Linked DNA regions of Mus musculus: regions 1 and 2 are each linked to region 3. The links are chromatin loops, found by intact Hi-C in ENCODE. Cell type or tissue: heart. All regions are shown on one strand.

Region 1 (2,500 bases), 370 kb after region 3:
TAGCTGAGGATGGCCTAGTTGGTCATCGATGGGAGGAGAGGCCCTTGGTCCTATGAATGTTCTATGCCCCTGTATAGGGAAATGTTTGGGCCAGGAAGCAGGAGTGGGTGCAGGGAGCAGGGGGAAGAGAGGAGGATAGGGGGATTTTTGGAGGGGAGACTAGAAAATGGGATAACATTTGAAATGTAAATAAAGAAAATATCTAATAAACAAAGAAGAAATTGTCATTTACTAAGCAGATACATTTCTATTCCATGGCAGTTAATTAATAAATAATGTCCCAGTGGGTAAATGTGATTGCCATTAGAGCTGACCTCCACCTGGAGAGCTTATGTGGAGGATATGTAGGACAAACCAATTCCTACAAGTTGCCATCTGACTTCCATACATACACTATGACATGTGCAATAAGACACTCTCCCCTCCTCCCAAATTAATGAAATGTCAGAAATAGACAGACTTGAAAATTAAACATTTCTTTAGATTAACATTTGTAAACTGTACTTACAAAGTCTATTATTTCCTAAAGAAACAAATAACTAATCAGAAGATTTAAGGCTTGAGTAAGAAATTAGTAATCAGTTGAGAGAAAAATTCAAGTATTCTTTAATAATCAAACACCTTTCCTTCTAAGTCAAAGCTTATATAAAGAGCTCATCCTGTTCTAAGGCCATACACAGATAAGTATTCTTGAGACAAAATTTCTTGAACAGGTATTTCAATGATCTTCAGTCTACCTATTCCATCATCAAGTTTATGTGCTTATGGTATGAGAGGCTTAAAACAGTTTGCAGAGTATTTGTATAGGTGTGAGAACAAGCAAAAGTGTTGCTCTCTTGTGTCAGGAAGGTTGATTATTATCTGGAGATGAGAAGCAAAATCAAAAGTAAAGGAAAAGAAAGGAAAGAGACAAAGGAACATTCTCTAGGTGATATAACTGTCTGTTGGGGCAGGAGAGGGATGATGAGAGGCTCTTGAGCTGTGGGGAGGACAGCTGCTCATGTAGTCAAGGCATCATCATTATTGATTATTGTATTCAGTTTCAAACCATCTGTTGCCAAATACAGGCACTTGTAGTCCCATTCTGTCTTGTAGCTCCAGTGTGGGTTTTGTACATAGTTAATTTTTCGTGTATTTCAAAGGAAGGGACAGCTTGCACAGATGGATGATACTAGAACAAAGAAAAGACATTAGACTCTTCTGGTGATGGTTCTTTTGTCTAAGACAAGGTTATTCATTCATATTGAACTGCTTTAAATACTTGGCTGTGGTATGGCGAATATGGTTTCAAAACTAAATACCGCCATCTGGTGGTACAAAATCATCGCATTAATACCTAGAAGGTATTTCTAGAATTTTATTTCCTTCTTCCATTGTTAGTATCTTCAATGGCGTCATGATTTCAAATAAACTGGCTGATATAATCACTAAGCAAAAGAAAAAAAAGTACATATTTAAGACACCAATGAACATTTTGGAATGGGTCTCTCTAGATTCAATTATTTAGTAACAAAATTTTCAATCCAAATTATGTTTGCATTGAGAATGGTTGAGAAAATATGCAAAACCAGGGATCCAGTTTTGTCTTAGGCAGTTATGCAAAGCAATTTCCTGGTATTTGAGGCTATTATTTATACTATAGTCACAAAAAAGAAATCAGACCCACCTGTGGAATCGAGGACTCGTCCTGTGGATGAAAAACAAATCTACTTCCTTATTAGCTATGCTTTGGTTGATTCAGTGTAAACTTTCCTGACCTATGGAATTCATTTGTGTTTGAAGGGCAGAAACCTAGACTTTGTGCTTCTTTTCCTTGCATTTTCTATGCAGGAGACTTTGAATTTAACAGGGCTGAAACTAGAAACCAGTATCAGCAGAAACCTGTATTACTTCTCTGTATATCCTTCCCCTCCTATCTAGCTTTTCTATTTTATAAAGACTAAGGTACATTTTAAGAGAGGTTATCAAATGTGAAGTGTTTCCAGGCAACAGACCTAGTCCCTGTTATTTTTTTATTTTAGTGATTTTTATCATTCTCAAGGGAAACAATATACATCTGGCTAAAAGACAATGTTTAATAAATTTTGAATTACATCAAAATGAAGAATTCTTTTTTTCCTTATAGCCCTCGTAAGAAGAGGTTTTAACCAAAATGGAATTCCTAAAGAGCTAATCAGCTGCAATACCTCCTAGCTAAAATATTTTAATAGTTTCATAATTAAGAATTTCTTTACAGGTCTATTCCTGGATCATCTTTACTCACATTCTCAGTAATTTCTCTGCACGAATGCACATTTGCATATCAAAAGACAGCAACATCCTCACACACTCACACCCACATATCCCCCACACCCACATTCACACAAATTCTCTCTCACATGTACTCACTCACTCACACACACACTCACACACACACGCACACACACACAGAGAGAGAGAGAGAGAGAGAGAGAGAGAGAGAAAGAGAGAGAGACATAGTACTCATCACACAAGACTATGA
Region 2 (2,500 bases), 57 kb before region 3:
ATGATCCAATTTTACTCATATAAGTCAGAAATTTAGAAACTTTTTTTTTTAGGGTTCACATTAAGAAGAGTTAAAAAGATTTCTAGATTTAATTTCTTTAATTTAGCATATAGGAATTAGCTCACGTCACTCTCAGGAAAACGAATCTTTACCTATACTCTCAAGACCATGCTAAACTGTAGGAAGTCCAGGTGTACTTTTGAGGACTGTGAAACAGGAAACACTGCATCATTAGTACATGTCTCACAACAGTGACTGATGTGCACAGCTGAACTGTAAATAATCAAAGCTGCTCAGGGATCAGAAACCACCACACAGGAGGAACATCGCTTACAACACTGATGGACAGTGAGTGCCGTATATGTGTCTAGACCCTTGAAAAATAGCACGTGTCCCTTCTACATTGTGGACAGTTATAGCCAAAGATTCTGTATCCCCTTGTTTCTATGGACTGTAATGAACGCAGCTAAGGTGGAGTGAGTGCTCATCCGAGAAGTCTGCGGCCTCCTGCGCACACACTTCTGTGTTTGCACTAGTGCTAGAGTAAACACTGGCTGGCAGGAAGGGCGGCACATCCTGCTTCAGCACAGGCCTGCCTGTGAGTGGCATTTAAAAAAGCCAGCTGTTTTTAGATGGAGTGTTTACCGCTTCATATTTGGTGTAATTTACAAAGCACACAACCATTGTGTATACTCTCACAGAGCTCACAGCCTGTCTTTTTCCCTACTGCTAGAGATCACAGTCCCAGACTTTCTGGCTTCAAGGTTATATTCTCTGATTGTCTAGGATCCCACAAGTTTAAGGAGGCACTTCACCTGCATTGAGGGAGGTTTTTTTGTTTGTTTTGCTTTTTTTTTTTTTTTTTTTTTGCTTTTTTTTGAAATAGTTTTTTTTTTTAAAGATTTATTTTATGTATATGAGTACACTGTTGCTATCTTGAGACACACCAGAAGAGGGCATCCTATCCCATTACAGGTGGTTGTGAGCCACCATGTGGTTGCTGGGAATTGAACTCAGGACCTCTGGAAAAGCAGTCAGTGCTCTTAAGCACTGAGCCATCTCTCCAGCCCTATTTTGTTGTTGTTGTTGTTGTTGTTGTTGTTGTTGTTGTTTAAACAAGTCAATTCTGTAAATGGAAAAATACTCACTTAAGCCAAATATGTTCCCACTTTTCAGTAGGAAACAGAAATTTCCTGGGTGATACATGAGAGTTCATATCACTTATATACATAAAATATGCCTAGTTTTTATGTTACAAAGGTAAAGTCTTCACTGACTTCATTGGTATCCAAGTACTGACACTGTGTACACTAGTGTATCCAAGTACTGACACTGTGTACACTAGTGTATCCAAGTACTGACACTGTGTACACTAGTGTATCCAAGTACTGACACTGTGTACACTAGTGTATCCAAGTACTGACACTGTGTACACTAGTGTATCCAAGTACTGACACTGTGTACACTAGTGTATCCAAGTACTGACACTGTGTACACTAGTGTATCCAAGTACTGACACTGTGTACACTAGTGTATCCAAGTACTGACACTGTATACACTAGTGTATCCAAGTACTGACAATGTGTACACTAGTGTATCCAAGTACTGACACTGTGTACACTAGTGTATCCAAGTACTGACACTGTATACACTAGTGTATCCAAGTACTGACACTGTGTACACTAGTGTACTTGTATGCACAGTTACACAGACATAACACCTGTACTTAATGTGCTTTAATAAACAGAGGATGTTGTTTTCTCCTCTTCTGATTGTTTATGGAGAGAAGTAAAAGACCCTACATAGAACCTAGTTCAACATAAATGACTCCTTGGGGAATTCATATGGGCCTGAGTCCATCCGCGTGCACAAAGACCTGCTGACAGACAGCTGATGTGGTGGGGGCACAGAGCATTCAGGAGCACAGCCTTAGGAGAAATATGCTGATTCTTTTTTGGAATGAAAATTGTATTGTAAAGACAGCGATTATCATTTTTTTTCAAAACTTGGTGTAATTTACAAAGCCTTTTCTTTGTAAAGGCAACCTATTCTTATTATAGTCTCCTTTGTTCCTTACAATCCTCCTAAACACATAAGCAGACATAAAGTCTATATAGTCTGTTTAAATGTTATTTACTTTTATATGGCTAATTGTCAGTTTTTCATATTAACAGTTTTTAATGGTAAAATTTGAACCTCATTTTAAAAATGTCTAATCATTTAGAAAAGTTCTACTTCTAAATGAGATGTTTTTAGGAAATGGAAAAAGTGCTTTTCAAAACAGTATATTAGTTTCTAAAGCCTCCTAAACTGCACTGTGGTTACCAAAGTCTGATAGTCTTGAGTTTTATAATTCAATTTCTATCCATCCCCAATTGAATAAATGTAAAGCATCTATTTCATTATTTCAATGAGATCTGATACTCTCCCATGTGCTTACTTAATGTTCTATACCATCTAACACGTAAGGGACAAGATAATATCTAATGGCATTGACTGG
Region 3 (2,500 bases):
ACACGGCAGTGGCACTGTTAGCTTCTTGTGTGTGCTAAGACATGGGGTGCCTAGCAACCTTGTTCGACTTCACATGCTCTGCGACACGTCTGTGTGAGCACTGCTGTTATCTCTTCAAAAGAGAGCTCTAGAAAATTCGTTCTGCCACCTGTGCGAATAGTTCCCTTAACTTTCCAGACCGTGGAATGTTTTATTTTTCAAGTTCTTGGTATTAAGCAAGATTTTCTACCTTAACGGTGGCGGCTTTGGAAGCATCTTTTAAAGACACAGTAATCTGGTGGATGCAGCTGCTCAGCGTTATTCCCTTCATTAGAACACTTTGCCTTATCGTAACGCACATTTAGGCGCTGTATTACAGAGGACATTTCTCCATAGAGAGTCTCAAAACATAGATTTTTTTAAAGTTTCTGTTTGAGTCACAAATAACAAAGTGGGTAATCTTTTCATAAGCCTAATTTAACTGAATATTTTCCCTTGAAGTCTTACCCATTTGACAGGACTCCAGCCTCACCTGGAAAGTCTGAAAGCAAAGAAGTTACCACAGCTATACACGCAAATGCCTTGCTTTACCTTTAATTCTAGACATTGCGCAGAACAGGTGAAAAATAAAAGGACAGAATTCCACGCACCTCTTTAGGTGTGACCCCAGGCATGCGAATATCCAGTGTAAAATCCGAAGAATCAATAGGAGTGATGGGTCTGGTGGTACCAAGGCATTCATTGGAAAATGATCTGGTAGTTTCTTTAAACCTTAAGGAGATAATTTGAACATCCTTGAACATAATAGGGAGGACAGAAATAAAGCCTATGTCCTTAAGTTTAAGGATTAATAATATAGATCTAATAAAAACTATAAGATGTAATGGCTCTGTAACAATCCTAACTCCCAGAATCATGTTATTGTCTATGAACAACTTATAACCAATTTGTAAGCAAAATAAAGCCAAAAGAACTAAGCAGGGTATAAAGTTCGACCCAATAAAAGCTTATACTTCCATATTTATTTCTACTTAATGAAGACGTTATCATCCTCACATCCGTGCTAGTTTTCTAGTGGCAAGACTGTGAACTGTAACCCCGTGGCATTTTGTCAACTATGAGCGTCCAACATTACTAATCGGAAATAAACAACAGAAAACCCTAAGCACAGCCTTGCTAGGTACAGTTAATTATATGAGGGCGAAATAAAGACTGCGATGTGAATTACAAACGTACAAGTACATAAATATTTCATATGGTAATTACGAGGTGCGTGTATACAGCTCGATATTTCCTAGTGAGCTATTACAGCCAATGATCTTCTCCCCACCACCGATCTATCTTGATATTTTATTCCTCCAGCTGTTACATATAGGAAGGCATTCAAGTCTAAACAACTATATTGCAGTTTCTGAAATATTTCTCCAAGAGGGAGCGATTAGTTCTGGAAATCACAACTTCTAATTGGAGTTCCGAAAGCCAGGGTAGCAGCTTGGCTATAGGACGATTGAGTGGGCTTTAAATGCAAGGGGCACTTCAGGAGAAGTTACTGAGCTAAAATTGGAAGACGTTTTGGGTAGAAAAAAATCAGCCTTGTAGAGTTTTTTTTTTTCTTCCAAGAACCAGGTTACTTCAAGTGACTACATTTCTAAGGAGCATGCACAGAACCCACCCCAACGTCCTTCCTCCAGTCTAAAGAAAACAAACAAGCCAAACACGCACCTCTTAAAGACAGAAAGTGGGCTTCTGAAGGCCAGGCAGCTGCTCTGCAAGGCGAGCAGCCCCAGCAGCAGCAGCAGGCGGCTGCGGGCGCGTCCGGCCATGTCCGCGCAGGACCGGGGCAGCGGGCAGTGGCCGGGCCAGCGGGAGGGCAAGGCTGGCGGCCGCAGCTACTTCATGGCCCCAGGCGAGGGCGATGCGCGGCCAGCCAGGTCCGCTCCGTCCGCTCCGGACGCGTGGGAAGCGGCGCTGGAGTCCGCTCCGCCCGCCCGCGGGAGCCGCCCGCCCTCCAGAGCGTCCGGGAGCCGGTGCAGCCACAGGGCTGGATGAGCAGGGTCCTTATCGCTCACAACGCCAGGGGCTGTGAGGGCTATCGCGCAGACCCGCGTCAGTCATCATTCGGAACCTGCAAAAATAGAAGCCGATAATGGATGACTAACACATTACAGCATTTGTCCTCAGCAAATCCCAGCTGAGGTTCCTTAATACACGAGGAGTTTCACAAGCTTGCGCCCAAGCCTGGGGAAAATGCTGGTCTGTTGATCTCTCTCCACCCCAGCGACAAGCCCCAGTGACTTCACAGACCCTGAGCAAAGCCCCTGTCCTGCCTTAGCTTGCTCTTCCTCCCCTCCACCCACTCAGGGTTTGTTTTTGTTTTTTGTTTTTTTGTTTTTTTGTTTTTTTGTTTTTTTTTTTTTTTATTTTACTGTTCCGATTTTTACCTGGTTCTTCACCCTGCCTTCCTTTTCTATCTAGTCCACTTCTCCGGGTTTCTTTATCACTCTCTCATCTCATCAAAAAG

What was found. Peaks named below come from ENCODE experiments on the same cell type or tissue, not always from the same donor. Only the 100,000 strongest peaks of a DNase experiment are listed, where the experiment ranks them.
Region 1: it touches region 3 in a loop (5-fold over the local background); 4 of 42 quality-filtered maps call a loop at or near these places.
Region 2: it touches region 3 in a loop (2.0-fold over the local background); 2 of 42 quality-filtered maps call a loop at or near these places.

The regions. Positions count from the first base shown.
Region 1 is chr1:98,349,171-98,351,670 of GRCm38, forward strand. No RefSeq gene overlaps it. Among named protein-coding and RNA genes, the nearest start is that of Slco6d1, 71 kb to the right of the region's middle. In heart, a CTCF peak has its summit at 1,318 (motif pointing left); no DNase peak of the experiment used is centred here.
Region 2 is chr1:97,918,140-97,920,639 of GRCm38, forward strand. The region is part of intron 7 of Pam (peptidylglycine alpha-amidating monooxygenase); the gene reads right to left. The region is part of intron 1 of Gm31771 (a long non-coding RNA gene); the gene reads left to right. Among named protein-coding and RNA genes, the nearest start is that of Gm31771, 8.3 kb to the left of the region's middle. In heart, a CTCF peak has its summit at 956 (motif pointing right); a DNase peak (open chromatin) is centred at 522.
Region 3 is chr1:97,975,156-97,977,655 of GRCm38, forward strand. Pam (peptidylglycine alpha-amidating monooxygenase) reads right to left here. Exons shown (of 26, transcript NM_001357127.1): 2 at 1,702-2,104; 3 at 630-750. The coding sequence starts at 1,802. Among named protein-coding and RNA genes, the nearest start is that of Gm31771, 65 kb to the left of the region's middle. In heart, CTCF peaks have their summits at 1,062, 1,907 and 2,117; a DNase peak (open chromatin) is centred at 2,036; H3K4me3 peaks cover 2,500 bases; H3K27ac peaks cover 2,500 bases.